Linked DNA regions of Homo sapiens: regions 1 and 2 are each linked to region 3. The links are chromatin contacts, found by Hi-C or POLR2A ChIA-PET in ENCODE. All regions are on one chromosome and are shown on one strand. The core of a region is the stretch at or near the end of the contact, and the rest is flanking DNA. Distances in the headings are between cores, read along the strand shown. Region 1 holds the start of KLC1 (kinesin light chain 1). Region 2 has its middle 140 kb from the start of C14orf180. Region 3 holds the start of KIF26A (kinesin family member 26A).

Region 1 (3,377 bases), core at 788-3,287, 510 kb before region 3:
TTTGTTCCATCTCTGCCTGTTCCATCATCTCGGCAAGATCCGGTATTTCCTTATGTGTTTATGGCCTACTTCTCCTCACTGGAATGTAAACTCTTAGAAAGCAGAGATCTTATCTATCTTGTTCACCTATGCATCCTTGGCTGTTATGAGGATCATGGGAGAGCAACAAATATTTATTGAGGAAATAAAAGAACAAGGTAATAAAGCCAGAACAAAGTGGTGGCAGTGGAGATGGATTCAAGAAATACTGAGAGGCCGGGCATGGTGGCTCACACCTGTAATCTCAGCACTTTGGGAGGCCAGCTGGGAGGATCACTTGTGGCCAGGAGTTCGAGATCAGTCTGGGCAACATAGCAAGATCTCCTCTCTGCAAAAAATTTAAAAAACATTAGCTGGGAGTGGTGGTGCACACCTGTAGTCCCTAGCTACTTGGGAGGCTGAGGCAAGAGGATCTCTTGAGCCCAGGAGTTCGAGGTTACGGTGAGCTGATTGCCACTGCCCTCCAGTCAGGGTGACAAAGATACCCTAACTCAAAGAAATATTGAGGAAGTAGAATCTTTTCCACCTGTTGTAGTAGGGCGTAAGGGAGCGGTGCAGGCATCCCAGGTTTCTGGCTAGGGTTGTGGGTGAGCAGAGGGGACAGTTACTGGGCGCAGCGGCACAGAAAGAATGAGCAGTCGATGCTTGGCGGTGCCCAGCCCAGTGGCTGAACTTAGTGACATCCAAGCTGCAGTCTGGCTGAAATCACTAACCTGAAAGTGGTATGGAGAAAGTTTGTTTGACCCTGACTCAGTGCCTCTCCCCGGGCCAACCCTACCGTGTTACCTAGGAGCTCCCCCTTTGTCTTTATAAATGAGATAAAAGTAACCAGACCTCCCTGGAAAAACCGAGGAGCACTTGCTTCTCTGGTGACTGCGGGGCCTAACTGCAGGGTTCACAAAGGGCTGCTGGTGCTGGGTGATAACATCGGAAAGGAACAGCAGTTCACAAGATGGGGCTGGGGGACTGGCCCAGGAACCCCTCCAGGTTAAATGATGCCTCCGGGCCCCGCACTTGGGACGTCTGCAGGCACTGGGAGGGTTTTTCCCAAGCCGCTGGCAGCAGCGAGCGGAGCCTCGCCCATTGAATCAGCATGCCCTCCCGGCTGGCTGCTGAGTCAGGCCTGCGGAGCCGGCGAAGCCGCAGGACTTGACCCAGGCGCGCTCCGCTGCCCTTCAGGCCGGGCTGGAGGTCGAGGCCCTGCAGCCAGGGAGATGCGCCGGTGGCTGCGTGGGGACAGAGGGGGGTTGTCTCCCACCCTCACAGTCTACACCCCGGCCCTTCCCCTTTGCCCGTCTGAGGCGCAGTTTGTGTCGAGGGGGAGCGCCTGGAAAGTTTCCTCGTACAGATACGAGGGTCCAAAAGCCCCGAGGAGAGGGAATAATGAGAAGGGGAGGGCGCAGGGTTAGAGGTCAGGGTCTCGACCAAAGGCTGTCGGTTTTCCTGGAGGAGGGAGAAAGGCCTGGCCGGGATCATCTGATTCCGGGGCCTCCCGAAGGCCTCCTAGCTGGGTTTTGGGGGGACCGAAACGAGCGCATGAAGCTCGCGGGCCTGGGAGTGGGGTGGGGCGGGAGCCCAGTGGTGGCGGCTGCGGCCGGGCCTGCACCGTCCCCGGCCGCATTCTGGTAGGGCCCACAGTCCGGCTGGAAGGGAAGCTGCCGAAGCGCTCGGTCATCGCGGCTGCGGAGTCGGAGAGGCCAGGGCCTGGCCGCCCACCCCGCGAGCCGCGCCCTGCCCCGAGCGCCCCACCCCCGTCCGCGTTACAACCGGGAGGCCCGCTGGGTCCTGCACCGTCACCCTCCTCCCTGTGACCGCCCACCTGATACCCAAACAACTTTCTCGCCCCTCCAGTCCCCAGCTCGCCGAGCGCTTGCGGGGAGCCACCCAGCCTCAGTTTCCCCAGCCCCGGGCGGGGCGAGGGGCGATGACGTCATGCCGGCGCGCGGCATTGTGGGGCGGGGCGAGGCGGGGCGCCGGGGGGAGCAACACTGAGACGCCATTTTCGGCGGCGGGAGCGGCGCAGGCGGCCGAGCGGGACTGGCTGGGTCGGCTGGGCTGCTGGTGCGAGGAGCCGCGGGGCTGTGCTCGGCGGCCAAGGGGACAGCGCGTGGGTGGCCGAGGATGCTGCGGGGCGGTAGCTCCGGCGCCCCTAGCTGGTGACTGCTGCGCCGTGCCTCACACAGCCGAGGCGGGCTCGGCGCACAGTCGCTGCTCCGCGCGCGCGCCCGGCGGCGCTCCAGGTGCTGACAGCGCGAGAGAGCGCGGCCCTCAGGAGCAAGGCGGTGAGTCCCCGGCGTGCGCCCCGGACCGCGGCCCCCTCCTCATCCTCCGCCCCGTCCCTGTCCCGCTCCTCTTCGGACCCGCCCCGGCCGTAACTCTGTCCCCATCCAGGCCTCCTTCCCGGTTTGGGTCCCGGCCCCTCTCCGTTCCCACCCCGGTACCCGCCCCAGTTCACCGCCCCGGCCGGTCCGCGACCCCTTCCAGGTTCAGGTCGGGTTCTTGTCCCCGGCCCTTTTGCCAGCCCCGGCTCCCGGCGCCGCGCGTCCTCCCCATCCGCGTCCCACTGCAGGTTCCGGTCCCCGGCCCTGCCCAGGGCCCCGCCCTGGCCCCGCATCCCCGGCTTGGCCCTGCTGCGGGCGGCGGCGGCCGTTCCCGGGGACAGCTGTGGACCCCGGGAACCCGCGACAGGGGAGGTGGCTGACCCCGGGATCGCGGCGGGCGGGGAGGCCGGAGGCCCGGCGGGGCTGGCTTTGTCCGATTCCTCCTCTTCCTTCCACCCCCGCCTCTCCCGGCACCGCCCTGAGCGGACGCGCCTGTCATTCTCGCGGGCGGCGGGGGGCCGGGTCCCTCCCGAGAGCTGGCTCCGCTTTGCCTCCTTGGCGACCCCTTATTTTCAGTAACCAGATGCGAAACGTTTCAGGCGACCCTGTTCACCTAGGCTGGCGTTGCTCCAACTAAACTTGAAGCAGCCTCCGTCCTGGAATGCTTTTTCCATGTAAAATTGGGTGTACCCTTTTCCTTAAGAAAATTAAAATAAAGCGTAAAAGTAGTGAAATTAATGCGTGATGGAGTGGATGGTTTTATAACTTAACATTTGTAGGTCATTTCTAGGTATATTTGTATTAGAATTGTTGCTGCCTGTTACTGTTTTATTATTTAAATGAATTAAGAATTTACATATTAAGCGTTTGAAAAGGAATACTTACAAAAATGATGTTTTTTAAAAATGTGAGAACAAAAAATTTGAGATATACTATTTCAGGTGTTCTGTAAAAGGGCAGTTAGAGCTTTGATTCTTTGCATTAGTTAAATCCCAAGGCCTTTTTTTTTGGTACGGC
Region 2 (3,077 bases), core at 185-2,684, 300 kb after region 3:
AGGAGGTGGGAGTCTTGGCCAGGAACATGCTGTAGGGCTAGGAACTACCCGGAAAAGGGTGAGTCTCAGGGGCTTGGACCCCCTCCCGGAGCAGAGGACTCCAGGGTCCCCAGCTGTGTGCCCTTCACTGTGAGGCAGTGTGAGTGCTGGCCCACTCACGACATGCCCAGACCTGCAGAATGGGAAAGGCCTTCCTGGTAACGGGGCCTCCAAGAGCAGGCAGGTGGCCTGTGAGCGGCATTTCCAAACATCAGACTTCGCAGGGCTGACTTGATGGCTACCAGCAAGCAAGTCCCACCATGGTTCCTGTGGGGCAGTCGGGGTGCTCAGGGAGGTGGGCTCCAGGCAGGGGACCTGGCCCAGCCTCACTGTGACCCCCGGAGGCCCAGCAAGGGGTGACTAGTGGGCACAGTGCCTTGGAGTGGGAGGAGGAGAAACCCTAAAATGAGGCCCACGCCCCACAGCCGAGTGGCTCCCTGGAGCCAGCCCTGGCCCCGTCGTGCCCCAAGAAGGCCTGGCTGGCCAGGGCCTAGGGCTCCTGTGGGGTTGCCAGCACCACAGGGTCAGTACAGGCTGTCATCAGGCAGTCCAGCCACCCTGAGGGCAGGTGCTGGGGAAGGACCCTGTCCCACTCCCTCCATCACCTGTGCTGGGGCCACTGGCAGTCATAGGAGAGCAGAGCAGGCCCAAGGTAGGCGCCAGACATGGCGCCCTTGCAGCCAGCGTGTCCACGCCCATCCTCAAGCCGAGCCTGGTCACCAGCAGTGAGAAGGGAGGGTAGGCCCACGGCCCTGGCTCCCCTAAAGTCCTGTTTCCACGGAACGATGGCCCAGCATCTACTCCTCCCCAGGACCCCCGCTAACTGGGAAGGGTCAGCCCCTGCCCTTTGCACTCTACCCCCAAGACATGCGGCCTCCTTGACCTCTCTATGCTCAAGCAAGTCTTGCCAGAACTAGGAAAATCTGCCCCAAGCTATGATCCCAGCTGGTGCAGATGGTCCCAGGCTGTGGTGGGCCCTGTTCTATTCCTCCCAACAACCCTGCAGTCCATCCCACAAATCGGGACAATGCGCTGGGACAGCTGACATTCCAGAGGTGTCCAGGGACGCACAGTGAATCCGTGTCCACTGGGGAGCGCCCACTAGGAGGGAGGAAGCCCAGGAGAGTGGGCGCTCGCAGGAAGCCCTCTGGCCTGGCCCGGTAGTCCTGGCGGGCTTCCAGGGGGAGGTGGAGCTGAGCCTCCTGCAGATGGGCGGAGCTGAGGGAGGCAGGCCTGGGGCAGTCGGGGTGAAGGCTCCAGGACTGCCAGGGCAGGAAACCACACAGGATGTTATGGAGAAGCAGGACGGCAGCAAGGGTGTACAGCTGGGCCTGGTCACTCTGCCAAGCCCCTAGCCCGGCGGCTGCCTCCCCGCAGTGGCCTGTTTTCTCCGCGGCCATGCCAGGAGACGTGCCGGGGGCTGACCGTAAGCTTCCCCCAGGAACTGCTGACACAAGCTCCTCCCACTGCATGCCTGTGTCTGGCTGGCCAAGCTCTGTCCCAGGACTTCCCTCCCACCAGGGCCCTGTTCCCATTCCCACCACAGGACCAAGGGGCCCTACTTAGCCTCCAGCCTCCCGGGCACCCCCTGGTCCTTACTGCAGCTGCGCTGGTGTCATTCTCCGTCCTGTGGGGTGAGCTCCAGCATGGCCGTGCGTGCTCTGCTGGGCAGTGCCAGGCCCGTCTCCACTGGCCTCAGACACGGCAAGGCTGGACCCCTACCCAGGGTCAGAGCTTAGGTGTGGGAAGGAGGGCGATGGAGCAGATAATGAGTCAATCAGACCTGGAGACGCTGGGGGCTGGTGAAGCACCAGGCAAGGAGTTTGGGGCTGCCCCTGGTACAGGAGCCGTATGGTCCTCACCCCACACCCCAGGGAGTCACCCAGCCAGGGCCAGGGGAGAGGCAGGTGACTGCCGTGTGCGGACTCTGCACTGGCTACTACACTGCCTGTGGGGCTGGAATGGGGGCTCCCAGAAAGGGGCTGGACTCCAGCCCCTGGAGGACAGGGTGTTAGGCAGCCAGCAGTGGGTGAACCCAAGGGCCAGGCCAGCACAGCACGGGGGCAGGGTGAGGGTCCCAGGTTGTGGCTCAGCCTGACGGGCCTTGCTGTGTAAGCTGCTCTCAGAGAGGGAGGTGGCTGGTCTCTTTCTTCCCTTGTGGAGATGCAGCCAGACAGGGGCCAGAGGCCCAATGAATTAATTATGGAGGGAAGGCAGCCCTGCTCTGAGCAGCGGGGCTCTGGATGAGGCGGTGGCTCCAGCTGCTGCAGGGCCCTGAAAGCACACTGCCCACCTCTGCCGGCCCCACCCAGCTGCAGGAGGCCCAGCCCCACCTGCCCTGGAAGCCTTCCAGGACTGTCAGGCAGGGGGATCTCCTGTAAGCGCCCACTCTCCTGGGCCTCTCCCCTCTGACAGGGCACTCCTGGGGCAGGTATCGCAGAGGGGGAGTTCCTGGGCCCTGGCCAGCTGCTCAGTGGGCAGCTGTGGGCCCTTCACTGGCTTCAGGTTCCTCTGAGCTGGTGCCCTCCCGCCTGCCTGTGGGTGGTGACACTGGGCTGGGACACATGAGTCCTCCCCACACTGGCCCCAGGGCACAATCAATACCCAGTGAGCCTTTCATTACCTGGCTGTTAATTATTCAGCGCTCACTGGGAAGGCCACATGCCACATCCGTGCCCTCACCCCGCCCCACCCCATGGGAACACAACAGAAAGTGCCTGGGAGTGGGCAGGGAGGAGACGCTAAGCACACAGTGAGGAGACCACCCCTGGAAGCCCCCAGACCACAGCAGAGAGAAAGAGAGAGACAGAAAGAAGTCTTCCCTGGTGGGTGAGAGCCCAGGCTGTTCTTCCAAGGGCAGGAGGGAGGGAGGCAGGGAAGGAGGAAGGAAGGGGGGCCTGACCACCCAGGCCAGCCCCGGGGGCCAGCTCCACTGGCATCACAGCACTTAATTTGCACACAGCGCAGGAGGTGAGGCCTGCCTGTCTGCTCCCTCCAGGCCCAAGGTCACAGTGAAGGGACGCAGGGGATCCAGGGCA
Region 3 (3,268 bases), core at 64-2,563:
GGCCCCCCAGGCTGGGTGGAAAGCGACTGCAGGCTTACGGATCTCAGAAAGAGTGGAGAGCCCCTGCCACTTTATTCCATACCCCCTTGCGTTTTCGAACCCCTAAGGTCATCAACGACCCGGAAAGCCGGGAGGGGATCACCCACCCCACTTTCTGGGGAGTGCGTGCGTGGGCGGGGAGGCTTATCCAAGTAAAAGGGGGTGGGCAAAACGGAAAGGGTCACTTTGACGTACTGAGTCTCTGCGAAGGCCTCACCGTATGTGCCGGCAGCCGCGTGTCCTGGTCTCCGCCGGGTCACGACCTTCGGAGTTTCCGAGTGCGCCTCAGGCCTGGGACGCGCGGCGCTGTCTCCCCAGTCTCGGAGCCGTGTGCGCAGCGGCCGGCAGGGGGCACTCGCGTCACGGGGAGCCCGCCCGCCGCGCCCGCCTGGCTTGACCCGGGCTTTGGGGCTGACCCGGAGCCTGGCCCGGAGCTGCCTGCGGCCGCGGATGCCGGCGACATTTGGGGCCCGGCTAGGCACAGAGCAACTGGTCGCCAGGGAAGGGCGGGGGGGCGGCCTCCCAGCCGGAGACAAACAAGCAATTAATTCCGGAGCTGAGTTCCCATCTGCCAGGCCTGCTGACAACAGGTCCGGCGCACGCCCGCAGGACCTCCCGCTTCCCGGGCGGCACGGCGCGCACACCCACTTGCGGGCACACGCGCGGCTGTAAAGACACGTGCCGTTCGCAGACGCGCCGAGGCACAGATACGCCGGCGCGGTCGCTGCCCGGCTCGAGGCGCACACCGCGGCGACACTAACCCACGCGCGACAGTTAGACCTAAAGTGGCCCGCGACACGCAGAGTACGCTGGGCTTGCTGGAAAGGCGCCTGGGAGTCTCGGGGCCGGGGTCCCGCCCCTTCCTCGGCCCACCTCGCCGTGGGCCTTGGGCAAGAGCGTCCCCTCCGCAGCCTCAGTTTTCCCGCCTGTAGAGGGAGGGGCGTCGGCGCCTCCTGGGAGACGCGCAGCCCTGGTGTCCCGGGAGAGGGGCGGGAGGCGCATGCGCGCGCGCAACTAGATCCTCGCCGCCGCCCCCAGCGCCCCTCCCCGGGGCAGGGACTCACCTAACAGGTTGGGGTCCTTGGAGTGCGCGGGGCCGCGTGGGGAAGCGGGGACCCTACCCCCCCCACGCGCCGCCCAGCACTGGGCAAGGGCGGGGCACTCTCTGGGCTCCCGCCCCTCGCCGCCCGCCCCGGGAGCCCGAGCCCCGCCCTTCCCCGGCCCCGCCCTCGCCTCCCGAGCGCGCCCACCGGAGCCACCGCGCTCCTCGCGACACTCGCAGGCTCTGCGAACTTCCGAGCGGCTGGGCCGGGCCATGGGGGCGCCTCGGGGCCGGATCACGTAGCCGCGGCGCCCCCGGAGAGCCAGCGTGGCCGGGAGCGCCTGCCGGGCTCTTCCCGCGCCCCGGCCATGGTCGGCCGCGGCGTCCCTCTGTGCGCTGCGCAGCCCGCGGTACGCGCGGCCCGGCCTGGAGAGGGAGGCGGGCGGCGGGGGCCCGGGACGGCGAAGATACTCGCGGTGTGCGCTGGATCCCTGGGGGCCGGGCCTCCTGCTGAGGGTAGCGGACCCGCAGGCGGGACCTCCGGGGATGGAGGGAGTGGGTGAGCGCCAGGGTCGTGCCCAGGGCTCCTAACTTTGGCAAGAGCGTCACGCTGGGGCAGGGCGCGCAGGGGTCTGGATCCGACGGACGTCCCAGGCTCACTGTCCGCTTCCGCCCCCACACCCTGCAGGTGGCCGAGGGCGGCCCGGCCCGCGAGCCGCCGCCGCTGCTGGAGGTGTCCCCCCGAAAGAGGCTACCCGCCGGGCCCGACCAGGACCCATGCGGCAGCCGCCCTGCTCCCGAAGGCGCCGGGGCCGGCCCAGAGCAGGGCCACTCGGCCGGCGGAGGCGGCTGGTGCCGCCACTGCCACACGAAGCTGGTGGAGCTCAAGCGACAGGCGTGGAAGCTGGTCAGCGGGCCCGGGACCACCCTCCGGGTAAGTGACACTTCCTTAGGCCGACCCCTCCGAGCAGGGCCACGCCGAACTTGGGTAGAACTTGGGGCTTGGAGGGAAGCAGGGTTCCACTCCTTCCCTGCTGCTGTTTCCACAAAGAGTTATCAGCCAGGACTTCCCTTCTGCGGGCCTCAGTTTCCCGGTCTGTAACACCATGTGTGAGCTAGGGAGCTCAGCCCGAGGGGCCCTGCTGCCTCGGATGGGAGGGGCCTGGGCTGGCGTTCCTCCCCCAGCCCAGATGTCCCACAGCTGGAACGCAGGTTTGTGTGGGAGGAGGAGGGGAGAGAGCGGATGGCAGGGACTCCACCCAGGGCGGGACAGCTCCAGCCCTACCAGCAGGGAGAGGTTATTTGGTGCATTGTGGCCCTTGGGGCACCTGGGCCCCCAGCCAGGTGTCTGGAAATTACATACCTGGGGCCGGGGGGCCTGGCAGGTGAAAGGGTGGGCCACAGCAGCTGGGGGGTCCCTGCCTACTCCTCTCCCAGCCTCAAGGATAAGAACTGTTGTCCCATACCTCCTGGGATAGACTGAGGCAGTGGCCGCCCATGGGGAATTGAGTCGGGGCCCTCTGGGTTCCCCAGGCTCCAGCCCCAGGGGCAGGTGCTTGCAGGGGAGGGGTTCTCCTGGATTTCCAGCCAGTGGGCCTGCCGGCTTTGGAGGGAGCAGGGACCATTGTTCCAGGAACAATGCATGCTGGAAGTTTGCAAAGGCTGGGGGCGGGTGGGGGTCTCCAGAGGAAGCCCGCTGCCGGGCCTTCAGCCTTTATGAAAGAGTTCCTGGGAAGTCCGCATAATCCCCATTGAATCTAAATATAGTTCTCTAAGGGCTGTGGGGGTTGGAGTGAGCTGAGACCCTGACTGCCCTGTCTGGGGCAGGGCAGGGTGGGGCAGGGTACCAGTCTGGTTTCTGTCCTGGGCACCGTCTCCGGGCTCTCTGGAGTCTCGGCGAGGGATAGGATTGCTGTAGCCTCTCTCTGGCTCAGGCCAGGCGCCTGTGGGCCTGTCCTGGGGTGGGGCTGGACCCGCCCTGTCCTCTGCTCTGGACAGGCTGCAGCCTTGGCCATACTCTGTGCCCCAGTGGCCTGTATCTAGTTTAAAAGGTAGCAGGAGACCCTTGAGGGCCCCCTGGAGAGGGCCAGCCAGAGCTAAAGGCCCATCTTGCTGCCCCATTAGGGGAAACACGCCAGAGACAGGAGGGGCATTAAGATTGAGCTGGTCTCCTCATTCTTGGAGTGG

The links. A loop is a pair of places that touch in the nucleus more often than their neighbours do. ChIA-PET counts read pairs that join two places held with the same protein, here RNA polymerase II (POLR2A). Pooled maps may share reads with other maps.
Region 1: a map of posterior vena cava shows a loop between it and region 3 (12-fold over the local background). The contact joins the promoter of KLC1 here to the promoter of KIF26A in region 3. A Hi-C loop is called at or near these places in 1 of 168 maps with a recorded cell type or tissue (posterior vena cava). POLR2A ChIA-PET finds 5 or more read pairs at or near these places in 1 of 52 experiments (A673).
Region 2: a map of endothelial cell of umbilical vein shows a loop between it and region 3 (7-fold over the local background). The contact joins the enhancer-like site here to the promoter of KIF26A in region 3. A Hi-C loop is called at or near these places in 2 of 168 maps with a recorded cell type or tissue (endothelial cell of umbilical vein and heart right ventricle) and 7 of 50 pooled maps.

Annotation. Positions count from the first base shown.
Region 1 is chr14:103,627,174-103,630,550 of GRCh38, forward strand. It overlaps KLC1 (kinesin light chain 1), which reads left to right and starts at 2,038. Exons shown (of 17, transcript NM_001394837.1): 1 at 2,038-2,321. It overlaps LOC105370688 (a long non-coding RNA gene), which reads right to left and starts at 1,970. Exons shown (of 3, transcript XR_944248.2): 1 at 1,859-1,970; 2 at 566-752; 3 at 329-367. RefSeq lists an enhancer at 1,076-1,165 and silencers at 1,606-1,805, 1,896-2,255, 2,306-2,425, 2,516-2,565, 2,606-2,785.
Region 2 is chr14:104,434,942-104,438,018 of GRCh38, forward strand. No RefSeq gene overlaps it. Among named protein-coding and RNA genes, the nearest start is that of C14orf180, 140 kb to the right of the region's middle. RefSeq lists an enhancer at 47-912. Within about 2 kb of position 1,435, at least 17 of the 41 ENCODE cell types and tissues checked have a DNase peak (open chromatin) inside an H3K27ac peak, as active enhancers do; they include endothelial cell of umbilical vein and heart right ventricle, where a contact is called at or near this core.
Region 3 is chr14:104,137,274-104,140,541 of GRCh38, forward strand. KIF26A (kinesin family member 26A) reads left to right here and starts at 1,314. Exons shown (of 15, transcript NM_015656.2): 1 at 1,314-1,491; 2 at 1,770-2,015. The coding sequence starts at 1,450. It overlaps KIF26A-DT (KIF26A divergent transcript), which reads right to left and starts at 1,356. Exons shown (of 3, transcript NR_158217.1): 1 at 257-1,356. RefSeq lists an enhancer at 1-616 and a silencer at 313-482.